Regions from separate parts of the Homo sapiens genome. Here regions 1 and 2 are each linked to region 3. Evidence: read pairs that join two places in POLR2A ChIA-PET (ENCODE). Cell type or tissue: A673. All regions are shown on one strand. Each heading gives the region's core, and the rest is flanking DNA. Links, peaks and the distances in the headings are about the cores only.

Region 1 (6,850 bases), core at 2,278-4,777, 1.7 Mb before region 3:
TTATATTCTTCCCTCCTCCAAAAAGCCAAGCCTAACAAAAATTCTAGAAATACTTGTAGGTTTTCCAACTATTTCCTAACTTATCAACTCCATAAGTCATATGAAAAATTTTCAACTTTATGTTAGGTGGTCATCTATCAGAATTACTTATATCAGGCCGGGTGCATTGGCTCACGCCTGTAATCCCAACACTTTGGGAGGCTGAGGCAGGCGGATCACTTGAGGTCAGAAGTTCAAGACCGGCCTGGCCAACATGCTGAAACCCTGTTTCTACTAAAAATACAAAAATCAGCCAGGCATGGTGGTGTGCGCCTGTAATCCCAGCTACTTGGGAGGCTGAGGCAGGAGCATTGCTCTAACCCAGGAGGCGGAGGTTGCAATGAGCTGAGATCACGCCATTACACTCCAGCCTGGACAACAGAGTGAGACTCTGGCTTAAAAAAAAAAAAAAAAAAAATTAAAAAAAGAATTACCTATATCAGAACATACTTTATAGCAGCATGTTTAGTAAAGCTATAACAAATTTGAAATAAGTTTATAATGTATCTGGCTCAATCATTAACAGTTAACACATTATTATGTTGTACACACACATTATGTTGTACAGTGTTACACTGTTAAAGTATTTTGCTTTAATACAATTTTACACTTTGACAGTGCTTTATGTCTTCAAAGCTCTTTGTTATTATTATTTAATTTGATCCCAAAATAATCCCAATATGTTACCAGGACAAGTAGGCATAATCTCTACATTTTACATTTGAAGAAACTGAAATGGAGAGAGGTTATTACATGCCTTGCTCAAGGACAGGGGGCTAAAAGTAGGCAAAACTAGGAACCAGGTCTTCTGACTTCTATACTGCATTCTTTCTACTACCCATACGATCTTCAGGGAAGCCTTGTGTATAGCATTCTTTGTTCATTGGTAAGTTATTAAATATTAGCCCTTTAGAAAATGTAACAAACATGATAACATTATTTACAGCCAAATCCACTGCTCAACCTATGGCACAATCTACTAACTTTGGAAACAGCACCCTGCCTGTCAGCATGACAATGTTGCCTTATTATTAGTAACAGTGACTAAAAATTTTCAAATGATTTAACACATTTCTGAACCTCTTAAAAAATTAAATGTACATTATTCCTATAAATGAACTCTAATAAGTTAACTAATTGTGACATTACATGCTCTATCTAGTTTGGAAGGAATAGCCCTAGTCTGGCATTTTGCCCAGATGGCTCCAATTTACATACAAGTTTTAAATCTTTAGGAAATCCTAGAAAAATAAATTTAGAGACTTAACTTCATAAAACATGAACAATTTCCATAGGTCACGGTGTTCTACAGGCCGTAGTCTATGATTTTTCTCTTTCATTTATAAATCCCCTCCCTTAAGCATAAAGCACAAAGGATAGGCAGGACCATAAAAGAGAAAACATAGGCAGAGAGAAGGAAGCAGCAGACTACTAAAGGGCATACACTTTGTCTTGTAAAAGCAAACAAAGAACTCCATTTTCCAAGAGTCGAAGGAGAAAAGAAATGTTAGCAATGGACAACTGATCTTGCAGGGGTCGGTAATGGTACCAATTTTTTACCATCTTTTTCTTTTTTCTGCCTTTTAGATATACAAACAATTGACCTTAAAGTAACCCAACTCCTTCTAAATTCCTGGAACCTCGTAGTTTCTTTAATGAAGTCTGATATAGGATCAGCCATGAGAAGAGCCTGATGTAAAGAATATGTAAGGAATTTTATGGATGGGGGCAGTGGCTGATCCCAGCAGTTTGGGAGGCTGAGGTGGGAGAATCACTTGAGTCCAGCAGTTCAGGACCAGCCTGGGCAACAAAAGGAGACCCCCGTCCCGGCAAAAAATTTTTTAAATCAGCCAAGCATGGTGGTACACACCTGTAGTCCTGGCTACTCAGAAGGCTGAGGTGGGAGGACAGCTTGAGCCTGGGAGGTCAAGGCTGCGGTAAGTTATGATCGCACCACTGCACTCCAGCCTCGGAGACAGAGTGAGACCCTGTCTCAAAAAAAAAAAAAAAAGAAAGAAAGAAATGTATAGAATAATTTTTTTTGTTATAGATTATAGTAACAAAAATAACTTACAAATTAAAGCCTCAAGATTTTTAAAAAATGTATTAAATTCAACACAGAACAGATCTGAATTATGCAGATCCCAGGTAACAGTTAATTACTTTCAGCCACCTTAGGCAATTATTAAAGGCAGTTTGTTGGCAGAAAGGCACCTATCAAGTACTATTATGTATCATTCCCTCTACAAATCCAGTCAACTCAAAAAATAAGCTGACCATATACCTATCTCAAGAATCTTTATTCTCTCAGATTTTCACACCTTACTTCCAGTCTTTTGTCAAGATTTTTGACCAGCAAATTACAGTAAACAATTAGATACCACTTTCAAGCCCTTATGTCAATTAAATGCTCCTCAGGCACTGCACGTACTCTTCTTTAATTGGGGTTTTAAACTTTAAAAACATCATCCACTTGTTTCTATAACAATGTATGTAGTCCTTTTTTTTTTTTTTTCTTAAATCTCTTTAAGAGAGACTAAAGAGGCTGGGTGCAGTGGCTCACGCCTGTAATCCCAGCACTTTGGGAGGCTGAGGAGGGTAGATTACCTGAGGTCAGGAGTTCGAAACCAGCCTGGCCAACATGGTGAAAGCTTGTCTCTACTAAAAATACAAAAATTAGCCAGGCGCTGTGGCACGCACCTGCTACTTGGGAGGATAAGGCAGGAGAATCACTTGAACCAGGGAGGTGGGGGTCACAGTTAGCCAAGATCATGCCACTGCCCTCTGCACTCCAGCTTGGGCGACAGAATGAGACTTTGTCTCCAAAACAAAAACAAAAACACAAACTTAATCTCCAGTGTGGCAGTATTGAAAGGGAGGCCTTTAAGAGGTGATTGGATCATGAGGACTCCACCCTTATTAATAAATTAATCCATGTATGGATTACTAAAGGATAAATGGATTCATGGGTCATCATGGGAGTACAACTGGTGGCTTTATAAGAGGAAGAGAGATCTTAGCTTAGCACAATAGCACACTCAGCCCCCTCACCATGTGATATCCTCCACCACCTAAGGATTCTGTAGACAAGAGTCCTACCAGCAAGAAAGCCCTTCTCATATGCCACCCCATGACCTTGGACTTCTCTGCCTCCAGATCTGTAAGAAATAAATTCCTTTTCTTTATAAATTAGCCAGTTTCAAGTATTCTGAAAATGGACTAAGATACCTTCCTGTGCCCTATATGGCCAATTGGTCACCAGGACCTGACCATACTGCCCTGTAATCTCTAGAATTCTTCCATTTCTCCCCCAACTACTTACTTGTTCTATAGGGTTGCCTATACTTCCCTTGAAACTTCCCTTGACTACTAATTATTTACGGTCTGGATTATTGCAAAAGCCTCTTTAACTGACTTCCATCCTTCTACAGTGTTAATTCTCCAATCCTTCCTGGCTATAATGTGAAAAATGTTTGTGTTCTCTAGAAAAGAAAGTCTAATTATGAGCCTTTGATGGTCCAGCCCCCTCTTTCTCCCAATATAAAGTCCAAACTCCTTAACATAAAATAGAAGACCTTGGCCAGGGGCGGTGGCTCACGCCTTCAATCCCAGCACTTTGGGGCCCGAGGTGGGTGGATCACCTGAGGTCAGGAGTTTGAAACCAGCCTGGCCAACATGGTGAAACCCCGTTTCTACTAAAAATACAAAAAATTAACTGGGAGTGGTGGCAGGCACCTATAATCCCAGCTACTCAGGAGGCTGAGGCAGAAGAATTGCTTGAACCTGGGAGATGGAGGTTGCAGTGAGCCGAGATCGCGCCATTGCACTGCAGCCTGGGGGACGAGAGTGAAACTCTGTCTCAAAAAAAAAAAAAAAAATAAGAGGGCCTTGTATGATTTGCTTAATTTACCTCTCTTGGCTCTTGATTTCTTTTAGATCCTCAAATGTACCATACTGTTTTCATAAACGCTTGGCACAACCTCCCTCTTTCCTTACGCTTGGCTTGTGACTACTCAACCTTCAGGTCTTAGCTTAAACGTTCAAGGAATCTTCCTTGATCTCCCATGTGCTCACACAGTACATTTTATTCCTGCCCCCACACCATTTATGACACTGAATTGTCACTGCCTGTTTATTTCTATCCTTCTCTGAGCTACAAACTTTGAGACAAGAAAAATTTCTCTCTTGTAGCTTAGCCTAGTGTTGGCTCATAGCTGATGCCCAATGAATATTTTTACAGATCATGAATACAAACTGACTTTGGAGTCAGACACACATTTCAATTCTGGTTCTGTCACTTATTAGCTACTGTGATCCTTGATCAAATTACTTTATCTTTCCTAAGACTGAATTTCCTTTTTTTTTTGGAGGAATAATACCTATCTTGCAAGGTTGTAAGAATTAACTGATATCATATGCAAAGCAATCATAGCACATACCCGAATGACAGCAGTGTTTGCCTTGGTTAAGACTTATGGCTTCAAGGACAGAATCTGACTAGAGGTAGCTTAAGCAAAAAGGGGATTTTTTATAAACATTATCGGAGTGCCTCATGGAATTCAGGGTCATAAGAGAAACTAGAACCAGCAACCCATGTTCTGGAAATTTGGTTCATTTCTTCTCTGTTTCTCCTGGTCTTTCCATCACTTCCCTTGCTTCCCCATTTTCTCTCCTCTCCCCAACTACCTGGTCCCTCTCTCCACCCCACTCCCATCTCTCCTTCACCACCTCCATGTGTTTTATCTTAGTCTCTCTTCATCTTTCATCTTTGCTACTATGCTCATGTGCTTCATTCTTCTCTCCTGTGGCACAATGGCCTTTTCGGCTCTTCATAAGGTAAAACATGGCTGGCAATAGTCCCAGAGTTAGTATTTTCATTTTAGAGCTAGGCTGAGGAACCATAAAATATCAATTCCTAATTCCTAAAGGACCCTGGCCCAGCTTGGATCAGCCGCCTCCCTCTGGGTCAGCCCTCTCCAGCCAAGAGGCAGGGTCACTGATGGAACATGGCAGATCCCACCTGAACCATGAGATGATAGGAAAGGTCCTAGAAAATGAGACAGTCTGGGCAATCAAAATACTTAGGGCTCACTACTCCATCTACTCAGTAAAGGCTATTAACATTTCAAGAGAATTGTTTTACTTAAGTGAATTAGCTGTAATAAAAATATATTATTAATTAGTCACAAGTTTAAAGTTACACATCTATGATTTTAAATCTTATATGAATGGGAAATGTGTGACATCAATATAAAACATGTAAAAAGGATTATTTTTTCTTTCTAATTTTAACTTTCTGAATTTTACATAGAGTCTCGTTCTGTCACCCAGGTTGGAGTGCAGCGGCACAATCTCGGCTCACTGCAACCTCCACCTCCTGGGTTCAAGTGATTCTTGTGCCTCAGGCTCCCAAGCACCTGGGATTACTGGTGTGCACCACCATGCCCGGCTAATTTTTGTATTTTTAGTAGAGACAGGGTTTCGCCATATTAGCCACTCCTAACCTGAAGTGATCCACCTGTCTTGGCCTCCCGAAGTGCTGCGATTACAGGCGTGAGCCATCACGCTCGGCTAACTTTCTGAATTTCTGATCTCAATAGCTAATGCTGCAAACAGACTACAAAGGTTAACTTTTTTTTTTTTAAGAAAAGTATGTAAAGATATCCTAAGAATATTTTTAAAAATTATATAGCCACTAGGTTTGGTGGCACATGTCTGTAAGTCCCAGCTACTCAGGAGGCCAAGGCAGAGGATCACTTGAGCCCAGGAATTTGAGTCTGCCTGGGCAAAATAGCTAGACCCCATCTCTTAAAAAATAAATAAATAAAACATTATACTGCATATTTTAGCTACAGACCCAAAGAGAAAGTTGAGAAAATATCTCAAATATACATTTAAAAACTCAAACTAGTACATCCTAAATGTCTTCTCAAAATCTTGTTCCAAACTGAACAGAAAACTCTTCTTGGTTATGTAGGGGAAACACACACACACACACACACACGGAAAAAATAATCACATAACCTATAGCTCTAAAGGAATTAATATGAATGCAATGTTATAACAAAATTGAATCTGAAAGCTCAATTGAGTTGAATTGGAAAAACCAGGAGAAAAAAGTGAGAAGTCTGTAAGCTCATAGCGTATCTGCTTCCCATTCCCTACCCCCAACAGATTTTTCTAAGCTTCTACATGTATCAATTTTTCTCTTTTTTTTTTTTTTTTGAAACAGAGTTTCACTCCTGTTGCCCAGGCTGGAGTGCAATGGTGCAATCTCAGCTCAATGCAACCTTGCATCCCAGGTTCAAGCAATTCTCCTGCTTCAGCCACCCAAGTAGCTGGGATTACAGGCGCTGCCACCATGCCCAGCTAATTTTTGTATTTTTAGTAGAAACGGGTTTCACCATGTTGGCCAGGCTAGTCTTGAACGCCTGACATCAGGTGATCCACCTGGCTCAGCCTCCCAAAGTGCTGGGATTACAGGTGTGAACCACCGCACCTAGCTCATTAATTTTTCATGTTATTAATATTTGTAACATGCAATAAACACTAAAAGCTTTTTTGTTTTGAGGATAATTAGAAAAATCCATTTCCTTACATTAAGCAAAACAGGCATAATACGACGGAATTTCCCCAAATTTCATACTGGCAAAAAAATATTCATTTTAACACACATGTTGTCATACATATGGCCAAACTTTTCTTGTAATTTTAAATGTCCATGGGACAGTTACTAAATAAAATGTCTAATTTATTCTCATATTTAAGAAGAATTAAGATGAATAATTATTGTTTTCATTACAAGTTTTCT
Region 2 (6,850 bases), core at 1,420-3,919, 200 kb before region 3:
TTGTTTGCTATTTTCATTCATAAACCAAACATTGTGACCAGGGGAATAACAAAGGCTAACTGATTTAGGCCAACAAGGGCCCATCCGTGGAACTAAGTGTGTGATCCACCTGCATGTGCTGAGAATGAGACTTCTCCAAACAAAAACAAAAATGGGACTCTTCAGAGTGGCTTTCTTCTCTATCTGTTAGCCCTCTGGCTCCTACCTCTGCAACTGGGACCTTGAAAATAGCTAGCATTCCTCCTGAATGGTACAATTCTGCCCCAGAACCTCAGCGAAAAAGCTGAAGATTCTGCTTCTGCAAGAAAAGATACCTTTTGCCAACTGCCTGCCTCACCAGGAATCCATTCCACAAGCCTTCCACTGAGTTCTGCCACACCTTGAAGAGCACTTGTCTTCTGCAAGATCACTGTTAACCCCTGCAGCATTTGCCTCAATCTCTTCGAATTACTAATGGAACAAATCCACATACATTTGGGGGTCTCATTTGGTCTGCTCTGAGGCTGACCCTTGTAAGCCTCAGACACCTTGATTTGAGTCCCCACCGATGTCTTTGTCAGTTTCCACAGTGTGTGTGGGAAAGTCAAATTAGACCTGAACCCAGAACCCCTCCTCTCTGGCTTTCAGTAATGCTGAAGTAAATCACATGATTTATCATTTCCCTGATATTAAAAGTAATCAATGAAAATATACAAATTTGTTAATTTCAACTAATTCAAATTGAGCTTCAGGACTTCTACCCTTTAAAAGAAACACTGACTCTTGGCCAAAAATGCAGAGGTTTTTTGGTGGCTTTAAGGGCATTTCCCCCAACATTGGATATGTAATCTTATTGTTGCAGTAATAACCAGAGTTCTACAAGCAAACTTAGGTCCAAGAGAAAAATATAGACCACAGGCCGGGCGCAGTGGCTCAAGTTTATAACTTCAGCACTTTAGGGAGCCAAGGCAGGTGGATGGCTTTAGCCCAGAAGTTCGAGACCAGCCTGGGCAACATGGTGAAACCCTGTCTACAACAAATAGAAAAGTTAGCTGGGTGTGGTGGTGCGTGCCTGTAGTTGCAGCTACTCAGGAGGCTGAGGTGGGAGGATTGCCTGAGCCCAGCAGGTTAAGGTTGCAGTGAGCCCTGATGGTGCCTCTCAGCCTGGGCAACAGAGTGAGACTCTATCTCAAAAAAAGAGAGAGAGACAGACAGAGAGAGAAATGTACACCCTTAGAACCTAATCAAAGTATAGAACTTAGTTGTATTGCTTAATATGACATAATCAGTCCCACTTAACTTAGTCAGAATATACTGATAGTGAATTAGTTATTTATGCCCAGTTTTTACTTAACAAATGGTTTTATGAAAAAAAAAAAAAGAAACAAAAGCTCAACTCTTAATGCACACCACAGTACTCAGGCCTGTTCAGAAAGGGACAGATAATGAAAAACAGAACATTAAACAGAACCATAGTGTTTTTTCTTTACCACTTCATTTGGTGAGAGAGAATGTACTTGCTTAATGCAATTTGCTGGAGGACAGAAGATACAATACACTTCCTTAGAATGTTTTTGCCTTCCCTCTTGCTGCCTTTCTGCCTTTTGTTTGCTTGCTTACCAGCTCCTGTGGCTGGCTGCTAGACAACCAAATGAGAGCATCAGGCAGGGAATGGTTGTGTTGGCATTAAATCACCTGAAAAAATGTGGTAGATCATGTGATATGAAATGTATACATATATATATTGAACTTGGAAAAACATTATTTTTACTCTGATTTTATTTCTTGAAATCTGATTTTGAAATCAATTTCTGGGCCATTACTTTAAAATGAATTTTCCAAATACAAAAGGCAGATTGTTTCATTCAAAAGTAGGCAATGCAAGAAAGTGTTAAAGAATAATTTCTTACGACCATGGCTAAATGAAGTTTTAAACAAGACTTATGCAATTCTTAAACTTCAGCCGGCTCCCCTACGTATTATTCTTGTTTCATCTTGCTCCCTCACACATCTCTCTCTATAGGGTTTGTTTATGGCTAAATAGCTATTCCACAGTCTCAAGCTCCTTAGACATTTCTGCTATTGCTTTGTAAAATCACCCTTTGCTCCAAAGGAACCATGCATTTGTTATGGGGACCCTAAAGAGTCTACAGTTGGCAAGTGGCAGCAGATCCCAGCTGCTGACACTTCCAAACTATAATTGTCATCATAGCATTACTTCAGCTTCTCACATCTAAATGCATTTCTAATTCCCTCTCTTTGTCTCTCATCCCACCTCCCTTTCTCCCAAAGGATTGCCTTCCTCTAATAGCAGTCTTGGAATTATCATCTGCTATTCTCTCGTGACATGCACAGAATACACAAAATTTATAATTTATGAATGGAAACATCTCCAAAGACTGAATGGAACACCAAGGGTAATCCAGGTTTCACATCTGTAAAGCGGGTTAGAAAATCTCATCCCCTTCTGTTCCTCTGGTTGGTGTGAGTGCAGCAGCCAGCCCTGCCACTCTACCAAGTGACAACTGACTTTACTGATCATTTGAGTTTACTGCCAAGGCAGGAAAATCCAGTCAAAGCTTTCAAAAGGTCTGAGCATCCACGAAGGATTTTTGGAGGAGCAAGGGTATTTATTATATGACCTCACCTGTCTTTAAAGTGATTGACAGTCCATAAAATTGAGTTGTCTCCACAAGCTCATTCATAATCCATGCCACATCTTTTGGTACCGTCAGATAAAGTTGTCAGCACATAGTAATTCACAAGTGGCTGTCTCAAATTCTTTGTTGGAGAATATATAAAGCACCTTCCCCCCAAATATCTCAAGGAATTGCTTAGAGGATCTGAAGTATATCCTACCATTAGTATTTAAGTCAAATGTTACCTCTTCATTTGCAGGAGGACATAATATACACTGGTGGAAATTTTAAGCTCATTTAACAGCCATGATTCACATTATTAATGATGCAAATTGATCATATTACAAACCATAAATACAAAATTCCCTTCCATGCTATTCTTAGACAATCTCTAGGTGCAGATTTTTTTTAAAAAAGTAAACTGAGACAAGCAAGATTTTTTTTTTACCAGTCCCAGTTCATAAAAATTAGTAATGAAATTAGAAAGATAATTGTGAGGTTGGGATTCAGCTAATAATTAGGAATTCTTAAGGACTGACTCATTCTTCGAAAGTTAAATGGTTTAATAGTCCATCAATAGTCCAACTATTGTCCATCCATATTTTATCTATTAATTGTCAATGGTAAATTAAAACAATAATTAGAAGCATTCCCAAGGACTTAAAAGTGACAGAAATTTGATTGCAGCAAAGCTGGTAAACACACACACAATTAGAGGAATGCACTTCAAGACAGCTCCTCTGAGAGTAATCCAGATATTGGATAATTGGATAACCAGAGGATTTGCAAATACCTAACACGCAATCCAAACAGACTGGATGAAATAGCATAGCGAATGGATTAGAACATGTTTAAAAGTAAATAAACAGAAACAACCCATACTGTTGTAATTTACGTGGAGGAAGACTCTAAAAACAAAATCGCAATGGTGAGCTTGGAACCTAGAAATGGGAAGTGGAAGAAATGAGACCTTGGCAATATTTATCTGGCACTGCCCTGGGAGAAGAAGACTAAATCCAGGAAAATCAAATTTCCCTAGCGAGACAACATGGCTTTTCAAGAATGTCAGCTTTGGACTCCCACCACCCCAGTTTGAATCCAGCCCCCGAGACTTGCCAGTCTCATAACTTTAGGAGATTAACTTACACTCTGGCTCCTCCGCTTTCTCACCTGCTTAGTGTTCAGCAGACTTTCTTTTGGCAGCAGTGAGACATTACTTTGCAAATTAGTGGGTCTGCATCTTCCTATTTGTCAGTGATTTATCGGTTACTTCAATTGTCTTAGCTTTGGCTCTTCTTGGCTGTGTTCACCATGGCCTACACTCAGAGACTTTTCAGCCGTATGCTATTTGGGGACTTTTCAGGGGTTATGATTACTGGGAAGCTAATAGCAGTATTCCTCAGACATTCCTTTTTACATATAACAGTAAGTATTAATTAACTGCCTGAGTTTACAAGGACTAAAATATGATCCTTATTTTACTAGGGACTTGCAACCTAATTTACAAACAACTGTCATAGTTGTTTCAACCCCAAAGTGTTTGTGGTGGGAAGTGCAGTTAAAAGAGTTAAACTAAGTGAACAAGAGCCACCATAGAAGTTGGCTGTCACCCACCTAGTATGGAAGAGTGAGAAAAGAGTCTAAGTCCATATATTATAGTTCAAAGAGTGTTAGGAAATATCAACTCAAAAAGAAAAAAAAAAACTAACAAAAGTGAAAAACTGTTACAGGGTAAAATGAATAAAGGAACAATACCAACGTTTCAAAACGACTAAGTCTTTAAAAATCAAGTGGATCATCAGAGCTGGAATATGGCAACCTAAAGAAAATTCACAGAGCCTAGGAACTGGACAACAGTCCCCTAGGAAGAGGCCAGCATGATCCAGGTGCCCAGGTCAAGTTCCCCGGTCTGGAGACTAAGATACAGAGCCAGATTCCAAGCTTCAAGGGAGCTATTTACAGGTGAGATTTAGTAACAAGGTCACTTGAACATACCAGGTACAACAATTCCAAGGTGACCCCAAGAACCATCAGCCCCATGATGGGTGGTTAGCTGACTATTACCCAGGAAAACTTGAGTCTGGAAAGAAATGGTATTCATGCATCCACAAGTCATTAATGCATGCATTCAGTCATTCATTGACACTCAAACTCTCTATTGAGAATCTGCTAATAGAGAAGAATTTGTTCTCCCTCACTCCTGGTTCTCATGAGGAGGGATTTTCCCAAAGCACATTCCTAAATTCCCTCTAATTTCCTTTGCTCACTCCATCCCTGGGAGGTGGAGGGACTTAGCTAATTAATTAACTTGGGAAGAATAAACAGCCATGCTTTGCTCCACTCTGCCTATTTTTCTTTCAGGAATGAGATTAGCAGGCCTATCTGCTTCTCACCCTTCACTATGACCTACAATTTAGCCTCTGGTAATACTAAAATTTTCTTACACTTCACTTTATGTCTCAATTTGTTTAGAATTCTTGGAGGGAAGAGATGTACTTAATATGTACAAAATGTTGCAAACACTGCTCTGGGCACTGAATACATATTTATCCACTTCACAGTTCTGCATGGAGTTTAGAGTGCAATGAGTTTGAGCTGCATTCTGAAATTGGAACAAGTAAAGAGATAAGCATTCTACAAAAAACAAGGCTGTGGGCAGTCTCAAAGTTGGCAGTGCTCATTATGCAAATAGGAATTGATCAATAAGGCTCACTGCAGAAGCAAGAGAATCCTTCTCCCTACCTTCAGCTCTCCTTTCCTGGAGTGGATTAGGAGATTAAAGAACCTCTGAGGGGCACAGTGGCTCATGTCTGTCATCCCAGCAATTTGGGAGGCTGGGGCAGGAAGGTCACTTGAGCCCGGGAGACCACAATCAGCCGGGGAAACATAGTGAGACCCCACCTCTACAAAAACTTTGAAAAATTACCCAGGCAAATATATATATATATTTACATATGCATATGTAGTCCCAGCTATTCAGGAGGCTAGATAGGAGGATCTCTTGAGCCCAGGAGGTTGAGGCTGCAGTGAGCCATGATTGCACCACTGCACTCCGGCCTGCGTGACAGAGAAAGACCCTGTCTCAAAATAAATAAATAAAATAAAAGAACCTCTGTGTTTATCCATGTAAATGTGTACCCATTCTTTTTATTTTGGATACTCTCAATAATGGCCACAACACCAAATTTGAACCTCAGGGGTAAATAAAGTATCCCAATTCTCTAGAATCCCCACCCTTCTCTACTCTTCATGGACCGACCTAATGGCCCAGAATATCTTGAGATTCATTTCTATAAACAGAATTCTCTTTTTCTATAGAGAATGTTATTAAATGGTTTGCCCATGGCCTTAGCTATTTAAAAATTATCTATGCTCAAAATATATTTCTCCTTGAGGCGAAGAAGACACCACCCCATCACAATCTAGCTAACTTTATTACACTGTCTTATAAAATGCATTGTCCAGAAGTTCTAAAATCCCTACTTCTCCTCACCTTATGAAGGAAAAACATATAGGGAATATTTCTGGGAAGAAGATTTGTTACTTTTAAATTACAAGTATTTCTGAGAACCAGTGCTGTAGGTTTAAAAACCACAAGTTCCCTGCAAAAATCCAAACAATTATCCTCAAAAATGTATCTGTTAGTACTGCATTACAAAAAAATCATCACTGTAAAATCTCTTATATCCCTCGCACAGTGCAAGGTGGGAGCTTGATAGGAATTAAACAATTTAAGACACTTTACAAATGAAGTCTTTATACGTGGTATTTGGTTCGAATGATCCTCAGAAATCTTTTTTTCAATATGTGACTGAAAGCATATGTTGTATTTAATTATATAAAATATAATTATGGTATTGTAGGTAGAGAAGACTGATTATAAGACAGTAAGATTTCATTTTTCTTTATACATATTGTTTAAACATATTTTTTAAAAAACAGTCTGGAGGTCCTACATACTAAACTGGTAATGGTTGTTATCTCTGAATAACAGGATTGCAGGATTTGTTTTCCTTTTTTTCTTTGTGCTTTTTGGTATTTTCTAAATGTTCTAAAATGAGCATGTATAAGAATAGACCATTATTTTTAAAGATATATGTGAAAAGTGTGCTTAACCCTTCTTATTTTTTTCTGCTTCTATCTGGTCTCTCGGAGTACTCACCTGCTAACTGCCACATTGCCAGTTCCCACTCAAACCATCCCCACTGCAAAGACTCCGTAGAGATGATGAA
Region 3 (6,850 bases), core at 2,610-5,109:
TAAAAAAGAAAGAATAGCCTTCCAATATATATGCGTATATCAATAATGGTGGTGATCTTAGCCAAGGGAAGACTAAAACACAGGAATCTTCCTGCATCTATCATCATTATTTTGGCCTCAAGACAATCAATTTCAATTCTGATATCAATGTAAAATTATTAATTTACATGTCATTGCAGATAATGCAAAAGCAAAGCTAATCCACTCAGGTGAATCAGAATCTCATTTTCAGCACTGAAGGTCCCTATGCTCACATGTCTGCTCCAATTTTTCAACTAAAAAGTTTTTCTTCAATTTAGAATATACTGTCTTTAAAGTTTCTATCAATCTAAGGCACTCAAAAAAGGAAAAGTTCATTGAGATGGTATGGCAAATGAGAAAGAATGAAGTGACGACAAAATGCAAGAGCTGAAGGACTCATAGAAAATGAGAAAATGAGGCCAGGCACAGTGGCTGACGCCTGTAATCCCAGCACTTTGGGTGGCCAACGTGGATGGATCACCTGAGGTCAGAAGTTCGAGACCAGCCTGACCAACATGGAGAAACCCTGTCTCTACTAAAAATACAAAATTAGCCAGGCATGGTGGCGCATGCCTGTAATCCCAGCTACTCGGAAGGCTGAGGCAGGAGAATCGCCTGAACCTGGGAGGTGGAGGTTGCGGTGAGCCAAGATTGTGCCATCGCACTCCAGCCTGGGCAACAAGAGTGAAACTCTGTCTCAAAAACAAAAAAGAAAAAGAAAATGAGAAAATGAATAAAGGTTGAAAATTACAAATATAATTTAGATAAGATAATCCTTTGTAATTATAGCTACACTTTGGGAATTTTATGTAACACAATAAGAGCTTTATTATTCCACAGATATCCTGCCTATTCACAGTCATCATTTTATTGATCCTCAGATAATAATGCTTCTTACTGCAGTTTCAAAGGAACTGGATGATTTTATCCACTTGTCACCTTCATCAAGACAGAAAATACTTCCTGTTCTCAGTTGGTCTCAAGAAATATGTGAAAGTTCTCAAGATTATAAATTAGTGATTTCTGCAGGTTGGCACTTCATAGATGGCTATGCAGTAAGAGCCATAACAGCATGTACCATCTGCTGTGATCTGAATGTGTCCCTCCAAAATGTGTATCTTGAAACCTAATCCACATTGTGTTAGCATTAAAAGGTACGGCCTTCCAGAAGTGATTGAGTCACGAGGGCTCCTCCCTCATGAATGGGATTACTGCCCTTATAAAGGAGGTTGAAGGGAACTCCCTTGTCCCTTCCACCATGCAAGGATGAGATGAGAAGCTGCTGTCCATGAGTGACAAGCCCTCTCCAGATATCAAATCTGGATCTTGGATTTCCCAGCCTCCAGACTGTAAGAAAATAATTTCTGTTGTTTTTAAATTAATTATTCTAAGATATTTTTGTGATAGCAACACAAATGGACTAAAACACCATCTCAGTCTAGACATCAGAAAACAAATAAGTATATGCTGATTCATTTTCATATTTATAAACAGAAAGTACAAAACTTTATGCTAAAAGCATATCCTGTCATTACTTACAGCAGCATCACATAGTACGGAATAAGAATGACTGTAGATAGTGGCCATTAAAGGGTTTAAAATCTTCTCTCCCTAGCTTTGAATCCTAGATCTGCCACTTACTAGCTGTGTGACCTTGAACAAGTACTATTATTTTTAATTTTTTAAAACTTTTCTTCCTCTCCTCACAGAACTTTCACTTTAATTGGTAAGTGTTAAATATCTTTGGATCTCCCTTTCACCATCTGTAAAATAGCTACTTTTCAAGGTTGCTGTGAGATTTATAAATAATAATGTAGGGGGTATATCTCTTATTTTTAAACTAGCTTTCTTTATAAACATAAAATATTTATAAAACTAAAGGTTGGAAAACACTTGTATAGTACTTAAGAGGACAAAATGATATTCATGTTTCTGTGTTGAAACAGGTTACTTTTATGTTAGGTTAAGACAATCCCAGTTGGGTTATGTTTCCAAGCAATTTCACCCCTAAAATGTATAAACAAAGTGTTTCACTTTTCACCTGAAATGTCACTTCTACCATTAAATGCCCCTTCCTTTCAAAAGAACTTTCATGATGTAGTTGAAAGTGATGGGTCGGGTGTGGTGGCTCACGCCTATAATCCCAGCACTTTGGGAGGCCGAGGCAGGCGTATCACCTGAGGTCAGGAGTTCGAGATCACCCTGGCTAACACGGCGAAACCCGCTCTCTACTAAAAACACAAAAATTAGCTGGGTGTGGTGGTGGACACTGGTAATCCCAGCTACTTGGGAGGCTGAGGCAGGAGAGAATTGCTTGAACCCGGGAGGCAGAGGTTGCAGCAAGCCAAGATCACACCACTGCACTCCAGCCTGGGCGATAGAGGGACATGCTGTCTCAAAAAAAAAAAAAAAAGTGATGTAACCTAGGCATTGAAAGCCTGGAGTTGAAACTTCATTACTTGTTAGCTCTATAAACTACAGTCAATGACTTCATTTCTCCAAATTCCAATTTTCTCAACTATAAAGTCTATACAATAACCTCCAATCCAGTCTATCTCAAGGAATTATAAGGAAAAATGCATAATTTATAGAATAGTTCTTTTAACCAGTAAGGGCATCAATATTTCCACAACCGAAAAATACTCAGCGAATACATTGATAAAATACGCAGGTTATTTCATGAAACCTTTACATTGCCATCTTTAAGACAATAATAATAATGGTACTTTGCCTTTTCTTAGTGAAGTAAATTTAGCAATGCAATTTTTTAGTAACGGCAAGAGTATTTGACTTGAAATTAAGAGATTTAGATTAATTTCCATTAGCCATTTAATATGCAATAGTGCTTTGTTCACTTTAATGTACAAATAATGTACAATAAAAAGTTATCCACTTATTTATGTGTTCAACTAGTATTTTTTAAACACCTACTATGTGCCAACACTGGTCTAGGCCTAAGGGTAGAGCAAAAAACAAAATACTGTTGTTTTTTTAAAAAGATTCAGGGGATACATGTGTAGATTTGTTACATGCATGTATTGTGTAATGGTGAGGTTTGAGCTTCTAATGGACCCGTTATCCAAACAGTGAATGCTGTACCCAATATGTAATTTTTCAATCCTTGACACCCCCATCCCTCCCCCCAGGACTGTTCATTTGAAGGAGACAGTGCAGCCTCTGATTTTGATACTCAAAACTATCATATGAGGTGAGCAGGTGAGGCTCAGAGATGTCAGTAGGCTTTACTAGGATCAATAATAAATTGTGGCAACTTCAATCCAGTTCTGATTCTTAACACAGTTATTCCACTATACTATTTTCTCTCTGAATAGGTATGCCTGATTCTTTAAAGAATAGCACTCTACTCAATTAGATTATACTATCCCTGGATGATCAAAACCCAGTTAGAGAAAAAGGCACTTATTCCCATAAGTTCTTCCAAGAACTACATTGCTTTATCTGCAATGAAATGGCAAGACTTATTCAAGAAGCTGTTTCCAGTTATTGGCCCATTTTCCAGCCCATTCTTTATAATAAGCCTCCTTAAAAGAGTGATTTATATTCATTCTCTTCATCTTCCTTCCCTCTATTGTCTCTTTAATTCACTCTAGTTAGGCTTTTATCCCACTCTTCCAGTAAAATCACTCGTGTCAAGGTGACCAATAACGTCTCTCTTGCCAAATCTGATGGGCATTCATCTTACGCCAAACATATGCAGCATTGACACAGTTGATTACCTCCTCTTTGTTTAAGCATTTTCTTCAATTGGCTTCAGAAATTTCCATCTGTTTCTTGCCCTCCCATATACCCTTCCTTTTCCATCGTCCCATCTTTTCGCATCTTCTCTTTCTAACTTCCTTACCTGGGGTGGAAGAATTAGTGGCAGGCAGAGGTGGAGGGGTGAAGAGAAAGTATGTGAAGCATCTTGGCAGCCTGCCTACTGGTGTCCAAGGATGTGGGACATGAAGCAATGAGTGAGGGGCGCTACGTCAAGCATGTTTTCAGCATACCTAACAGCACCCAAGAATGCAGGGCCCTGCAGGAGGCAGGAAGGATGATCTCACAGCAGCTACCCGCACAAAGGCACACTGGCAATTTTCCGCAGATTGAGCTACAGATTCCATTTATCTCCGATCAAAACCCAGGAGGCTTTTTTATAGACACTGACAATCTGATCCTAAAATTTATGAGGAAGTTCAAAGTACCTACAATAGCCAAAATGACTTTGAAAAAGAAAAAGAAAGTTTATGGACTTATCCTATCTGATTTCAAGGCTTACTATATAACAGGAGTAATCAAGACTCTGGTGTTGAAAGACATATAAATTAATGGATTAGAATAGAGAACTCAGAAATAAATCCACACAATCATAAGCAAAAAAAAAAAAGAAAAAAAAGAATGACTAGGCGCAGTGGCTCATGCCTCTAATCTCAGCACTTTGGGAGGCCGAGGTGGGCAGATCACCTGAGGTCAGGAGTTTGAGACCAGCCTGGCCAACATGGAGAAACCCCAACTCTACTAAAGATACAAAAATTAGCCGGGCGTGGTGGCGCATGCCTGTAATTCCAGCTACTTGGGAGGCTGAGGCAGAAGAATCGCTTGAACCTGGGAGGTGGATGTTGCAGTGAGCTGAGATCGCACCTTTGCACTCCCGCCTGGGCTACAAGAGCGAAACTCCATCTCAAAACAAACAAAAACAAGAGAACCTAGACTTAAACCTCACACCTCATACAAAAATAATTCAAAATTATTATGGATTTAAATATAAAACATGAAATGTTTATAAAATAGGAGAAAATATTGATGACCTAAGGATAGGCAAAGAGTTCTTAGACTTAACACCAAAAATATAATCAATAAAAGGAGAAATTCATGAATTGGACTTCATTGAAATTAAAATCTTTATTCTGTGAAAGACCCTATGGGTTGCACATGGTGGCTCACGCCTGTAATCCCAGCACTGTGAGAGGCCAAGGCAGGCGAATCACGACGTCAGGAGATGGAGACCATGCTGGCTAACACAGTGAAATCCTGTCTCTACTAAAAAATACAAAAAATTAGCCAGGTGTGCTGGCGGGCACCTGAAGTCCCAGCTACTCAGGAGGCTAAGGCAGGAGAACGGCGTGAACCCTGTAGGGGCGCTTGCAGTGAGCCGAGATGCGCCACTGCATTCCAGCCCGGGTGACAGAGCGAGACTCCGTCTCAAAAAAAAAAAAGAAAGAAAGAAAGACTCCATGAAGAGGATGTAAAATTGGTGAAATCGGAATAACTTCTGTGGGTGATACCAATGTGTATTTCCCAACTTTGATATTGTACAATGGTTATACAAGATGTTACCATGAAGAGAAACTAGATAAAGCAAGACCTCTCTGTATGTACAGTATTTCTCCAACTTCCTGTGAATCTATCGTTATTTCAAAATAAAACTTTAAAGCAAACAAAAGACATTGTTGTGAACATTAAAAGGCAAGTCTGAGGCTAAGAGAAAATATTTGCAAAACCGATTAACTAGAGAATTTCATCAAGTACATATAAAGAGTACTTACAATTCAAAAATATAAAAACCGAATAAAACACAGGCAAAGATTTGAACAGATTCTTCCCCAAAAATACACAGATGTTAAATAAGTACATGAAAGGGTGCTCAAAATCATTCTCACTAGGGAAATGCAAATTAAAACCACAATGAGATATTACTCCCTCTAGTAGCTAAAATGTAAAAGACTGACCATTGTAAGTGTCGACAAGACTGTGAAGGAACAAGAGAGTTCTCATTCACTGCTTGCAGGGAATATAAAATAGTACAACCACTATGAAAAACTCTCTGGCCTTTTTTTTTTTTTTGGAGATGGAGTCTCACTCTGTCACCCAGGCTGGAGTGCAGTGACATGATCTTGGCTCACTGCAACCTCTAACTCTAGCCATTTCTTTAAATGTTAAACGTGCATCCTTCGAGCTGGAGCTGCAAGGTAAAAATTAAAAAAAAAAAAAAATTTAAGGCTGGCCACAGTGACTCATGTCTGTAACTCCAACATTTTGGGAGGCCGAGGCAGGCAGATAACTTGAGGTCAGGAGTTCAAGACCAACCTGGCCAACATGAAATGCCATCTCTACTAAAAATACAAAAATTAGCCAGGCATGGTGGCAGGTGCCTATAATCCCAGCCACGTGGGAGGCTGAGGCAGGAGAATCACTTGAACCCAGGAGGCAGAGGTTGCAGTGAGCTGAGATTGTGCCGCTGTACTGCACTCCAGCCTGGGCAACAGAGCGAGACTCCATCTCAAAAGAAAAAAAAAAACTGTTTAAACTTAGACCTACCATATAACTTGACATTCCACTCTGAGGTATGTACCCAAGAGAAATGAAAGTATAGAGTCACACAAAAACATACACATGACTATTCTTAGACACTTTATTTATAATAGCCCCAGACTAGAACACAAATGTCCATCAACAAAATTAAAGTAGAAAAATTCTCAGAATGGCCCACATCTTAATCCCCTCCCCTTTGATTTGGGTAGAACCTGTGACTATGAAGAAATATCACTCTCATGATTATGTTACCATATATGGCAAAAACGAGATTATCTGATGGGCCCAATCTAGTCACAAAAGCTCTTTAAAAATGGAGCATTTTCTCTGGCTGATAGCAGAAGGCAAGTCAGAGAGATTGGAAGCACAAGAAGAATTTGATACACTCTTAATGACTCTGAAGATGGAGGGGGCACAGCCTCCAGTTGCTGAGAGAAAGCGCTGCTGACAGAAAATAAAGAAGCAGGGACCTCAGTCCTACAACCACATGGAACTGGATTCTGTCAACAACCTGAAT

What was found. Peaks named below come from ENCODE experiments on the same cell type or tissue, not always from the same donor. Only the 100,000 strongest peaks of a DNase experiment are listed, where the experiment ranks them.
Region 1: POLR2A ChIA-PET joins it to region 3 with 6 read pairs; 1 of 35 experiments calls an interaction of 5 or more read pairs at or near these places.
Region 2: POLR2A ChIA-PET joins it to region 3 with 5 read pairs; 4 of 35 experiments call an interaction of 5 or more read pairs at or near these places.

What each region holds. Positions count from the first base shown.
Region 1 is chr18:777,370-784,219 of GRCh38, forward strand. The region is part of intron 1 of YES1 (YES proto-oncogene 1, Src family tyrosine kinase); the gene reads right to left. Among named protein-coding and RNA genes, the nearest start is that of YES1, 31 kb to the right of the region's middle. In A673, for the core only: no CTCF peak of the experiment used is centred there; no DNase peak of the experiment used is centred there.
Region 2 is chr18:2,328,290-2,335,139 of GRCh38, forward strand. No RefSeq gene overlaps it. Among named protein-coding and RNA genes, the nearest start is that of METTL4, 240 kb to the right of the region's middle. In A673, for the core only: no CTCF peak of the experiment used is centred there; no DNase peak of the experiment used is centred there; H3K27me3 peaks cover 1,652 bases.
Region 3 is chr18:2,525,350-2,532,199 of GRCh38, forward strand. No RefSeq gene overlaps it. Among named protein-coding and RNA genes, the nearest start is that of METTL4, 43 kb to the right of the region's middle. In A673, for the core only: no CTCF peak of the experiment used is centred there; a DNase peak (open chromatin) is centred at 4,052.